Regions from separate parts of the Homo sapiens genome. Here all the other regions are linked to region 4. Evidence: chromatin contacts called from ENCODE Hi-C or POLR2A ChIA-PET data. All regions are on one chromosome and are shown on one strand. The core of a region is the stretch at or near the end of the contact, and the rest is flanking DNA. Distances in the headings are between cores, read along the strand shown.

Region 1 (2,700 bases), core at 85-2,584, 320 kb before region 4:
CTCAGGTGATCCGCCTGCCTCAGCCTCCCAAAGTGCTGGGATTACACTATGTTGCCTGGGCTGGTCTCGAACCCCTGGCCTCAAGTGATCCTCCCACCTCGGCCTCCCAAAGTGTTGGGATTACAGGTGTGAGCCACTGCACCCTGCCCCCATTTTTAATTAACAAGCAATTTATGGGGAGATATTTGAGAGAAATATTCTCTTACCACATTTTTACTCACTACTCTTATATTCTAGTGATGATTCTTGCCTCAACCAATAGCTACTAGTTTTCAACACCAACCACATTCCAGGTGCTGCACTAAGGGCTCTGCATGCCTTATCCCTATGTCATAGAGGAGGAAACCAAAGGTGCAGAGTGAAAAAATGGCCCAGGCACTCCCAGGGAGCAAGTACTGGAGGCGGAGGCAGACAGCTGGGTGCAGTGGCTCACACCTGTAATCACAGCACTTTGGGTGGCTGAGGCAGGAGGATCGCTTGAGTCCAGGAGTTTGAGACCAGGCTAGCCAACAAAGTGAGTCCCCATCTCTACAAAAAAATTTTTCAGGGCCAGGCGCGGAGGCTCACGCCTGTAATCCCAGCACTTTGGGAGGCTGAAGTCGGGGATCAACTGAGGTCAGGAGTTTGAGACCAGCCTGGCCAACACGGCAAAACCCTGTCTCTACCAAAAATTACAAAAATTGGTTGGGCATGGTGATGCACGCCTGTAGTCCCAGATACTCAGGAGGCTGAGGCAAGAGAATCCCTTGAACCTGGGAGGAGGAGGTTGCAGTGACCCAAGATCGCGCCACTGCACTCCAGCCTGGGCGACAGGGTGAGACTCTGTCTCCAAAAAAAAAAAAAAAAAAAAGATGCAAGTCGACCTAGACCTGTCTGCTCCAGAGCTAGAGATCACGTGCTTGGGCTTGGGAAGCAAGTGTTTGCTGGGAACTCGAAACGCCCAAGCATCAGATCTATTGAGCAATCCTGTTTCTAAAGCTCCTTCCCCGTGGTTCCCAAATACCCCTGACCAAGGAGGAGGATGGAGCAAGTAGACTTTAGGGCTGGGGGCTGTGACATGCTGGGTATGGCTTGCAGCCAAGAGTCAATCTTCCCTTCACTCCCCCTAGAGTACTAGCTACTCAGAATGAGCCTCTGTTAGAAGCTTCGTGGGTCATTAATTACATGTCTGCCGTGTCCTGCGTGCACGGCTGGGTCAGTGGCTGTGTTCGTAGAACCGGAAGACCCATGTTGTCCTTGCACAGGGCAGGGGCAGAGAGTCCCAGGAACCTGGTGGGTTCTGGGTTAAATGCTCTCTTTTTCCCCCTTGTGGGGCCTTAGCTGGAAGGGCCAGAACATGGGCAGGGTGGGGTCCTGGGGGCAGGGAGCCAGAGTCTTGAGTCATAGGGACACCAAGGAGTCAGGGCCAGGGCAGGGTGCGCTGAGCCAGGGAAACCAGAGGACAGCCAAGGTCTGAATGCTGGGAGATGCGGAAGTCACCGATGCAGGCGAGGTCACAGGAGGGGACTGCAGTCAGGATTGGAGCCAAGAACAAGCCCCGGTGAGCCAGGATCACATAGGACCAGGGCAGCAGAGCCTGAGCATGTATTTGCAGATCTCTGATGCTGGAGGCTTGCTCACCCTCTGGCCCACCCTCAGCCCTCATGTAATATGAGGAACAAATGTATGTTGTAAGCCACTGGAATGTTGGGGTTGTTTGTTACTGCAGCAAAAACTGACTAAGAAGCAGCTTAATGAAAAGAAAACAAAAAATACACCACCTCCTCAAACCAAAGCTCTCTTGTGAACATTCCTTCATTCATTTATTTTGGGGGATGGGGTCTCACTCTGTTGCCCAGGCTGGAGTGCAGTGGTGTGATCTCGGCTTACTGCAACCTCCACCTCCCAGGCTCAAGTGATCCCCCCACCTCAGCCTCCCAAGTAGCTGGGACCACAGATTTGCACCACCATGCCCAGCTAATTTTTGTATTCTTTGTAGAGATGGAGTTTTGCCCTGTTGCCCAGGCAGGTCTCGAACTCCTGAGCTCAAAGCAATCCACCCCCATCGGCCTCCCAAAGTGTTGGGATTACAGGCCTGAACCACTGCGCCCAACCTATGCATTCTTGTGAACATTTAAACAATACGGATGTATATAAAATAAAACATGAAGTTCTGGCAGGGCGTGGCAGCTCATGCCTATAATCCCAGCACTTTGGGAGGCTGAGGTGGGAGGATCACTTGAGCCCAGGAGTTGGAGACCAGCCTGAGCAACATAGTGAGACCCCATCTCTACAAAAAATAATTTTTAGAAAAGCATTGCATAGTGATGCATGCCGGTATTCTCAGCTATATGGGAGGCTGAGCTGGGAGGATCACTTGAACCCTGGAGGTTGAGGCTGCAGTGAGCTGTGATTGCACCAATGCACTCTAGCCTGGGTGACAGAGTGAGGCCTTATCTCAGGAAAACAAAAACAAAAAAAACACATAAAATTCCTCTTCATCTCCCTCCTGATCCTGAAGGAGTCATCATTGATAACATTTTGGTGTATATACTTTCAGAGAGCCAAGTTTTGAAATGGCTGTTTACTAATCTTAGTGAAATAAAATTCACACTTATGGATGCAGGAATTAACAGAAGAAAATATGTCAAGACACATAAAAATGATAAGAAATCAAAACTTTGGACACAGAGGCTCACGCCTGTAGTCCCAGCACTTTGG
Region 2 (2,700 bases), core at 122-2,621, 350 kb before region 4:
CCAGCTACTTGGGAGGCTGAGGCAGAATCACTTGAACCCGGGAGGCCAAGGTTGCAGTGAGCCAGGATTGCACCACTGCACTCCAGCCTGGGTGACAGAGTGAGACTCCATCTTGGGAAAAAAAAAAAAAAAGAGTGCATGGGGTGTGCCAGACACGGTCTCAGTCCTTGGTCCTGGTGCCTGTGATTGTCTGTCACTTCGAATGCCCGCCCCATAGTCTTGGAAGGGGGCAAGTGTCCTCTCCATTTTAGCCCAGAGGGCTGGTGAGTGGCTGATTGGGACCTTCTGATTCAGAAGCTTTACTTTGCTCCTCCAAGCCAGGTACTTGTGCTTGATGAGAAGAAAGATGTGTGTGGCATCCCCTGAGATGGTTTCCTTCTCGTTTCTACAAAGTAGGTAGGCCTTGGTAGAAACTGCTGTTTCTCAGTAGTTGGACCATTTTATAGCCAGATTCTTCCCACTCTGGAATTTGGCTACAAAAGGTAGCAAATTGTTTACCAAGGTTTGTAGCAGTATCGCTTCTCACCAGAGTGAATAAGAAATGAAAGCTGTGGCCGAACATGGTGGCTTGCGCCTGTGATCCCAGCACTTTGGGAGGCCAAGGTGGGAGGATTGCTTGAGGCCAGGAATTCAAAACCAGCCTGGGCAACATAGTAAGACCCCATCTCTACAAAAAATGAAAAAAATTAGCCAGGTATGGTGGCGCACACCTGTGGTCCCAGCTACTCAGGAGACTAAGGTGAGAGGATTGTTTGAGCCCAGAAGTTCAAGGCTGCAGTGAGCTATGATAGTGCCACTGTACTCCAGCCTGTGTGACTGAGCAAGAACCTGTCTTTTAAAAAAAAAAAAGCAAATGGCTGGGCACGGTGGCTCACGCCTGTAATCCCAGTACTTTAAGAGACCGAGGTGGGTGGATCACCTGAGGTCAGGAGTTTGTGACCAGCTTGGCCAACATGGCGAAACCTCATCCCTACTAAAAATACAGAAATTAGCTGGGCATGGTGGCGGGCACCTGTAATCCCAGCTACTTGGGAGGCTGAGGCAGGAGAATCGCTTGAACCTGGGAGGCGGAAGTTGTAGTGAGCGAAGTGTAGTGAGCGTGACTGCACTCCAGCCTGGGCGACAAGAGCGAAACTCCTTCTCTAGAAAACAAAAGGAAATAAAAGGTTTCACTTACAGTGGCAAGCACAAAGGACTTGAGTGAGAAGTTCCCTATATTAACACTAGAGCCATTTTTTCTCCCTGGGTTCAGAAAACAGTCCCAGCATCCAACATTTATTAGCATTCACTTGGAAGCCAGGTGTCTTTTGGAGGCTGAAGCCTCACCTCTTCAGTTACGCCTGGGCTGTGATTTGCTGTGGCCCTCTGATGACTGCCTGCTGACTCAGAGGCTCGGTGAGGAAATGAGGTGGCCACCCAGCTTAGGACTTGTTGTGCCCGGTTGTGTATTGATTTGGAATGATTTGTGAGCCCTCCGGCCTGAGGTCAGTGAATCCTGTGACCTCACAGGCCACTGCCCTGAACAGCACTACCATCTAGGCCTGTTAGTGATTTCGTGATTATGAAGTCTTGACTCATATAGAGCGTTATTGCTTGTAAAACACTGTTACATGTGTTCTCCTTTTGTCCTCGCTGTAGGCGTTACTTTCATTTTACATTAGAGAAAGTTGAAATTTAGAAAGCCAGATTCAGTGAACTGTTCTGGATCAAATATTTAATAGTATACATTGTTGCTATCAGATCTTTGAATCATTTTGAGGAAAGTAGGACTTTAGGTTTGGCGACTTCAAGTTGCCATTTTTGGAGGTCGGCAACCCGGTTTGATGCTCCTGGGATTGAGATAATAAATGTATCATTTATGTTAACCCAGCTGTTGATACTTTGGATTTTTAAGTTTTATTTCCCCTTATGTTCTCAACTACCTGAAATGGTTGGTATCTGAGAACCTTGAGATGGTGCTTTGAACTTTACTTCTTTATTTGGACTGTTTCTCCTGTGTTGGAAAGAAAAGGTGAAAGGCCGGACACAGTGATTCATGTCTATAACCCCAGCACTTTGAGAGGGTGATGTGAGAGGATCACTTGAGCCCAGGAGTTCAAGACCAGCCTGGGCAACCCCATCTCTACAAAAAATAATAAAAAATAATTAGCTGGACATGGTGGCACATAGCTATAGTCCCAGCTACTTGGAAGGCTGAGGCAGGAGGATTGCTTGAGCCCAGGAGTTTGAGACTGCAGTAAGTGATGATTGCGCCCAAAGAATAAAGCAGGGAAAGGAGGGAAATAGCCAAGATTTGATTATTTAACCTGGAGAAAAGATGATCTCCGTTTGAGAAAATAATGTGCAGAAAAGAATTTTGCTAAGTTCACTAACGGCCGGAGCTTTTATCAACATCCAATCCTCCTTAATTACAGTCAAGACCTTTTTTTTCAACCTAAGGTTCCCAGTCACAGGAAGAAACCCTAAGCTGCATTAAACTAAATGAAATATAAACAAAAAAGAAACTTTCAGAAATAAAAAACTTACTAGCACGTCTTGGATCACTAGGATAAATGACAATGACTACATTATCCCTCACCCCCACCTTTTTTTTCCCCAAAGAGAGTGGGTCTTACTCTGTCACCCAGGCTGGAGTGCAGTGGCACGATCTTGGCTTACTACAACCTCTGCCTCCTGGGTTCACACCATTCTCCTGCCTCA
Region 3 (2,700 bases), core at 86-2,585, 290 kb before region 4:
AAACCCCGTCTCTACTAAAAATATAAAAATTAGCCAGGCATGGTGGCACATGCATGTAATTCTAGCTACTTTGGAGGCGGAGGCATGAGAATCACTTGAGCCCAGGAGGTGGAGGTTGCAGTGAGCCAAGATCACATAACTCCACTCCAGCCTGGGAGACAGAGTGAGACTCTTCAAAAAAAAAAAAGGTGATGTCTGTATAATGGACTATTATTCGGCCGTAACAAGGAATGAAGTGCCGATACATGCTACAACATGGATGAACTTTGAAAATATTATACTGTGTGCAAAGGAAGGTAGTTACCTTCCCGGGTTCAAGCAATTCTCCTGCCACAGCCTCCCCAGTAGCTGGGACGACAGGCGTCCGCCACCATGCCCGGCTAATTTTTGTATTTTTAGCAGGGACGGGGTTTCACTATGTTGGCCAGGCTGGTCTCGAACTCCTGACCTCAGGTGATTCACCAGCTTTGGCTTCCCAAAGTGCTGTGATTAGAGGCATGAGCCACCCCACCTGGCCTAGCAGAGAGCAATTTTGAATACAGCTGTTAGATTCTGCACTCATGCCTTCTCTAATCCATGTCACTGGAGTAGAAATAATTGCTTTGACAGAACCTGGTGTAGATGTGTCTGTAGGAAGAAACTGTAAAATGAATGGATCATTTTGTGAAATATCTGCCCTTTCCCCACCTTTCTTTTGCTTCTTTGCCTTTTTCTCCCTAGTTTTCATTTCTTTCTTTTAGGGCGTCAGCCCCCCACCTCTGTGGTTGGGAGGGACTATTGCACGTCTACACTCTCGTGGGGATGAAATAGTGTTTGAGTTCGTTATTTGCATTTGCGCGTTATCTCCCCGAGGAGATGACAGCTTCTCTGCCAGCAGCGGGCAAAGGTGGGCTCTGAAGCAGAGGAGAGGAATTATCAGGAAAAGCTCATTTTCTTCTCCTGTCCTAGGGTTTCACTGATGAAGGCCTCTGGGACACCCACGTTGGGGGTGGGGGCGGTGAGGACCGCCACCTGCCCGCGGCTCCCCTGCAGCCAGGCCACGCGCGCTGTTGCTAGGGCAACCACCCGGCCAGGCCTGCGGCTGCCGGGAAGCCCCCTCGGGAGCGCGCACGGGAAGGGCTGTGGGGGCGCTGGCCGGCTGCGACGTCAGACCCCCGCCCCTCGGCGCCTGCCGGACCCAGCTCCATTCCCAGCCGCGCCTCCTTCGGTGGGCAGCCGGCCGGAACTCACGAATCAGAGCAGCCGACACATCGTCCGCTCAGCCAATCGTAGCAGATGTGTGATCCCGCCACCTCCCCGGACCCTGGCGGTTGTCGCTGAGTTGGCGACCGCGGGAGACGCTGCTGAGGCGGCTTCGGTTGCGGGTCGGAACGGCGCTGCTCTGCGGGGCCGGTCCAGGCTGGCAGCTGCCGGCGCTTGGCGGTGAGGGCGGGCTCCCGAGTGGCCCCCCACCGAAGGCGGTGGGACCAGCGGCTGAGGCCAGGATGCCGTCCAGGCGGCGCGGCGGCTCCTCACTCATCCCAGGTAAGGGGGACGCGGCGCTCGCTGCGGCTCCGCTCCCCTCTCGTCTCCTCACACCCGGCCCTGTGCCCCGTCCTGGCATCCCTTGGCCCCTTGTCGCCTTCTGCTCGGTGCCTCCCGGTTGTCCAACCCCGCCCCCGAGCGCGGAGCCCCGGGTCTGGCCCGTCCGGCCCCTGCTCCCACGCCCCTTCCCCCATCGCCGGCATTTCCCGGGCTCGGCTTCGCCCCGGCCGCCGGGGCCTCTCCCCTCTGCCCTTTCTCTCCCTTCTCGCAGCCCTGGGACCACGTCCTAGCCCCGCAGTCCCCTGGGATGAGACCCTCGTCTCGCCGGGATCGGACATTTGCCCCCACGTCTACCCCGGCTGCGCTTCTTGAGCTCATCGCCCCATCATCCTACCCGTTGTACGTAGTCCTGTCTGCATGGCAGTCGCCCGCCCCGCTCCAGGTGTCCCTGGGTCTTGCCCTTTTGCTCCTAAGCACCTTCCTTTCCCAACTCGCCTCTTCTCCCCTCACTTTGACCACCCACCATCGCAATCTCCTCTTCCTTCTCTTACTCTTAAACCTCCAGACACTTTCCCACTCTCTGCAATGCCGGATTCATCGCTTTTTTTTTTTTTTTTTTTGAGAGATGGAGTCTCTATGTTGCCCAGGCTGGCTTCGAACTCCTGACCTCAAGCTATCCTTCTGCCTCGGCCTCCAAAGTGCTGGGATTACAGGCGTGAGCCACTGCGCCTGGCTCAGATCCATAGTGTAATATCTTCATTCGTCCTTACATGAGCTGCACCCCATAACATGTAAAGTCCCTTGCCCAGAGTCTAGCACACAGTAGGCCTGGCACATGGTGGGTGGTCACGCATGTTAGCCTCTTCCTCCTTCCAGGCGTTTTGTACTTTCCAGATGATGGTAGCAAGAAGTCCAGTGTCCACAGGGATTTGACTCTGCCTGAAGAATGGTATGGGAGATGGCAGGAGAAATTGGTGAACTCCAGTAAAGCGATTAAATGGTCAATTACTGCATTCATTAAGAAGAAACAATTCTGCTATCCGTGCCATGTATTGTTTTATGTTAATTGCCTTTGTAAAGGATTCTTAGGCTGCTAGTCAGCAGGCTTTGCGGTGTAATTACTCCCCATCCCCTCTCCATCCCCATCTGCAGTGTTTGGGTAACTTTCTTTTTAGG
Region 4 (2,958 bases), core at 202-2,701:
GGTGATCAGTCCTTGTCTGGTCTGGCTCTGTCCCACTCTCCCTCTCACCAAGTTCGAACCCCTAGCTAGTTTTCAGAGGAGTAGAGTGTGTACCCCAATCCCAACTGGGTATGGTTCAGATCTGCATTTAACTCATGAAGCCTGGCTGCTCCGCAGGTCCTGGAGAAAAAAAGAGTCTCGCTGCAGGTATGATACAGGACAGGCTTGTCCCCAGGACCCGCCTGTCCCCAGGAAGAGGGAAGCCCAATGTCCCACCAGGTTGGCAGGGCTGGGGAAGGGAAAGTGTTATAGTAGCCCCAAGACTAAAAAGAGGCAGCAGAGGGAGCAGGACAGTGCTCCCATGGAACTCAAGCCGCTGCCTGAGTGAGGTGAGGGAAGAGTGCACCCACTGACATCAGGGGGCAGAGAGGTGCGGTTCCAGCGCGGCTTTTCCCCTTGCGTCTTGCCATGTGACTCTGATCCCCTCCAGGTGAGCCTGCCCACTTTGGGCCCAGGGTTGCCGCTGGGGCCTGTACCCAAAAGCAGCCCCCCATGGCCATGACCCCACTCCCAGGAGTGGGGCAGAGCAGGGAGGAGTCCTGGAAAGAGGAGACGCAGGGACAAGAAGGAATGGGCCTCAAACTCCAGGAGGGGGACCTTCTCATGGGTCCTGTTTTCTGGTCTCTCCTCGCTTACCCCTGGGCTGATCACCCTGGGAAGAACTGAGCCAAGGTTTCTCACCCTCAGGTCCAAGGGGTTCAATTACCGGGCCCTTAGGGAGATGCGAGCCCCCTAAAACGATGCAAAGTTCCTGGCCTAATTTTTATATTTTTAGTAGACATGGGGTTTCACCCATGTCTACTGATCGGAATGCCTCGAGCACACAAAATGTTGGAATTTACAGGCGTGAGCCAACGTGCCCGGCCAGCCCTATTTATTTCAGCCTATACATTTTGCACTTGTTAAAAGTATTTGAACATACAATTATCATGTTTTCTTTAAGCAGTCCCTCCCTGTTGTACACTTGGATAGTTTATTTTTTTAGACAAGGTTTACCTCCGTCTCGCAGGATGGAGTGCTGTGATGGGATCATAGCTCATTGCAGCCTTGAACCTTGGGGTTCAAGTATCTGGGAAGCTGAGGTGGGACTACAGAGATGGGGTCGCGCCATGTTGCCCAGGCAGCTCTTTAACTCCTGGCCTGAACGGATCCTTCCGCCTCGGCCGAGCCTGGACATAGTTTTCTAGTTTTGACCCACAGAAACACTGTGCTGGGTCGGAGTTTGTCAACCACCCTTCTCCAGCCAGCAACACACAGAACATGGCGGGGAAGTCGCGGTTACCAGGCTCCACTCCGAGGAAAAACCAGCGCAGCTCCAGGCACTGTAGCGCCACTGTGACGTCGCCGAAGGCCGGCGCTATTACGACGCCGGAAGGCCCGCGCCTGTGACGTCAGCTGAGGCGCGCCCCTGTGATATCTCACAGGCCCGCCCCTTCTGTAGAACCAATCGGAACTCGAGGCGCAGCGGCTGGGTATTCCAGGAGAGCGCATGCGCAGACGCATGGCCACAGACTGCCGGTCAGTGTCAGCAGGCGGTGGGTTAGGGTCCGCAGGCCCAGACCAGGCCGCCGACACCAATAAGCTACAAGGAGGAGCTTTACCGCTGCCTGTACTACTACTGCCTGCGCTACTTCCCAGCCTGCGGCGTAGGGCGCAGCAAGGGCCTGACGCTTAGCGAGCAGGCGCTGCGCACCAAGCGGCTGTCGCCTGGAGGGCACGTTCAGGCAGAAGCTCCTCAGTGGCCACAAGTCCGCTAGCTCCGGCTACAGCCCTTGCCGCACACTCGCGTCACCTGAGCCTGTGTAGGTGCGCCCCCCAACTCCTCCCCCAGCCAGGTCCCGGGGACGCCGGCAGCGTCCCCCACCCCTGGCGCCGCTCATCCTGGGCAGGATCGGCCCCGTCTGAGGCTGCACCGCATTAGGGAGCTGCACCCCTCGGCTTGACCTCTGATGGCCGTTGCAACAACATCAAAGCCTTTGGAACTTTGTAGGGGGTACGAGGGGCTAGGAAACCAAGAAAACATCTTTTTAAAAATATAAGCGATCGGGCCGGGCGCGGTGGCTCACGCCTGTAATCCCAGCACTTTGGGAGGCCGAGACAGGTGGATCACGAGGTCGGGAATTCAAGACCATCCTGGCCAGCATGGTGAATCCCGTCTCTACTAAAAATGCAAAAATTAGCCGGGCGTGGTGGCGGGCACATGTAATACCAGCTATTCGGGAGGTTGAGGCAGAGGCAGACAATTGCTTGAACCCGGGAGGCAGAGGCTGCAGTTAGCCGAGATCGTGCCACTGCACTCTAGCCTGGGCGACAGACCAAGACTCCGTCTAAAAAATAAAAAACTATATATATGTGTGTGTATATATATATATATATATGCGATGGAGCCCGGGAGGTTGAGGTTACTGTGAGCCGAGATTACACCACTGCACTTCAGCCTGGGTGACAGAGGGAGACCCTGTCTCTAAAAAAAAAATATATGCAAGTGAGAGCTTTTCTTCCAGTGCTCATGCTCAGACTGAAGAAAGTTATTGGGCCGGCCCAGTGGCTCACACCCGTAATCCCAGCACTTTGGGAGGCCTAGGTGGGCGGATCCCTTGAGCTCAGGCGTTCCAGACTAGCTTGGGCAACATGGTGAAATTCGGTCTCTACAAAAATACAAAAAATTATCTGGGCGTCGTGGTGGGCGCCTGTAGTCCCAGCTACTCAGGAGGCTGAGGCAGGAGAGTGGTGTGAACCCGGGAGGCGGAGCTTGCAGTGAGCGGAGATCGCTCCACTGCACTCCAGCCTGGGCCACAGAGCGAGACTCCATCACACACACACACAAAAAATTAGCTGGGCATGGTGGCACGGGCTTGTAGTCCCCTCTGCTTGCGGGGCTGAGGCGGGAGGATCGCTTGAGCCCAGGAGGTGGAGGCT

Evidence for each region. A loop is a pair of places that touch in the nucleus more often than their neighbours do. ChIA-PET counts read pairs that join two places held with the same protein, here RNA polymerase II (POLR2A). Pooled maps may share reads with other maps.
Region 1: a pooled map shows a loop between it and region 4 (3-fold over the local background). The contact joins the enhancer-like site here to the promoter of LINC03011 in region 4. A Hi-C loop is called at or near these places in 3 of 50 pooled maps. POLR2A ChIA-PET finds 5 or more read pairs at or near these places in 5 of 52 experiments (A549, BJ, SK-N-SH and 2 more).
Region 2: a loop to region 4 is called in a map of HCT116, with 3 times the contacts of the local background. The contact joins the enhancer-like site here to the promoter of LINC03011 in region 4. A Hi-C loop is called at or near these places in 16 of 168 maps with a recorded cell type or tissue (HCT116, IMR-90, MCF 10A and 10 more) and 23 of 50 pooled maps. POLR2A ChIA-PET finds 5 or more read pairs at or near these places in 9 of 52 experiments (A549, AG04449, BJ and 6 more).
Region 3: a map of B cell shows a loop between it and region 4 (34-fold over the local background). The contact joins the promoter of TPST1 here to the promoter of LINC03011 in region 4. A Hi-C loop is called at or near these places in 17 of 168 maps with a recorded cell type or tissue (B cell, CD14-positive monocyte, CD8-positive, alpha-beta T cell and 12 more), 23 of 37 single-sample maps with no recorded cell type and 33 of 50 pooled maps. POLR2A ChIA-PET finds 5 or more read pairs at or near these places in 22 of 52 experiments (A549, AG04449, B cell and 16 more).

Annotation. Positions count from the first base shown.
Region 1 is chr7:66,169,482-66,172,181 of GRCh38, forward strand. No RefSeq gene overlaps it. Among named protein-coding and RNA genes, the nearest start is that of TPST1, 35 kb to the right of the region's middle. Within about 2 kb of position 1,335, at least 7 of the 41 ENCODE cell types and tissues checked have a DNase peak (open chromatin) inside an H3K27ac peak, as active enhancers do.
Region 2 is chr7:66,147,225-66,149,924 of GRCh38, forward strand. All of the region lies in intron 5 of CRCP (CGRP receptor component), which reads left to right. Among named protein-coding and RNA genes, the nearest start is that of CRCP, 34 kb to the left of the region's middle. RefSeq lists enhancers at 782-1,981, 1,261-1,440. Within about 2 kb of position 1,372, at least 18 of the 41 ENCODE cell types and tissues checked have a DNase peak (open chromatin) inside an H3K27ac peak, as active enhancers do; they include HCT116, IMR-90, PC-9 and 2 more, where a contact is called at or near this core.
Region 3 is chr7:66,203,999-66,206,698 of GRCh38, forward strand. It overlaps TPST1 (tyrosylprotein sulfotransferase 1), which reads left to right and starts at 1,336. Exons shown (of 6, transcript NM_003596.4): 1 at 1,336-1,524. RefSeq lists silencers at 959-1,228, 1,379-1,738.
Region 4 is chr7:66,492,181-66,495,138 of GRCh38, forward strand. LINC03011 (long intergenic non-protein coding RNA 3011) reads left to right here and starts at 1,452. Exons shown (of 2, transcript NR_134573.1): 1 at 1,452-1,557. RefSeq lists an enhancer at 1,141-1,350.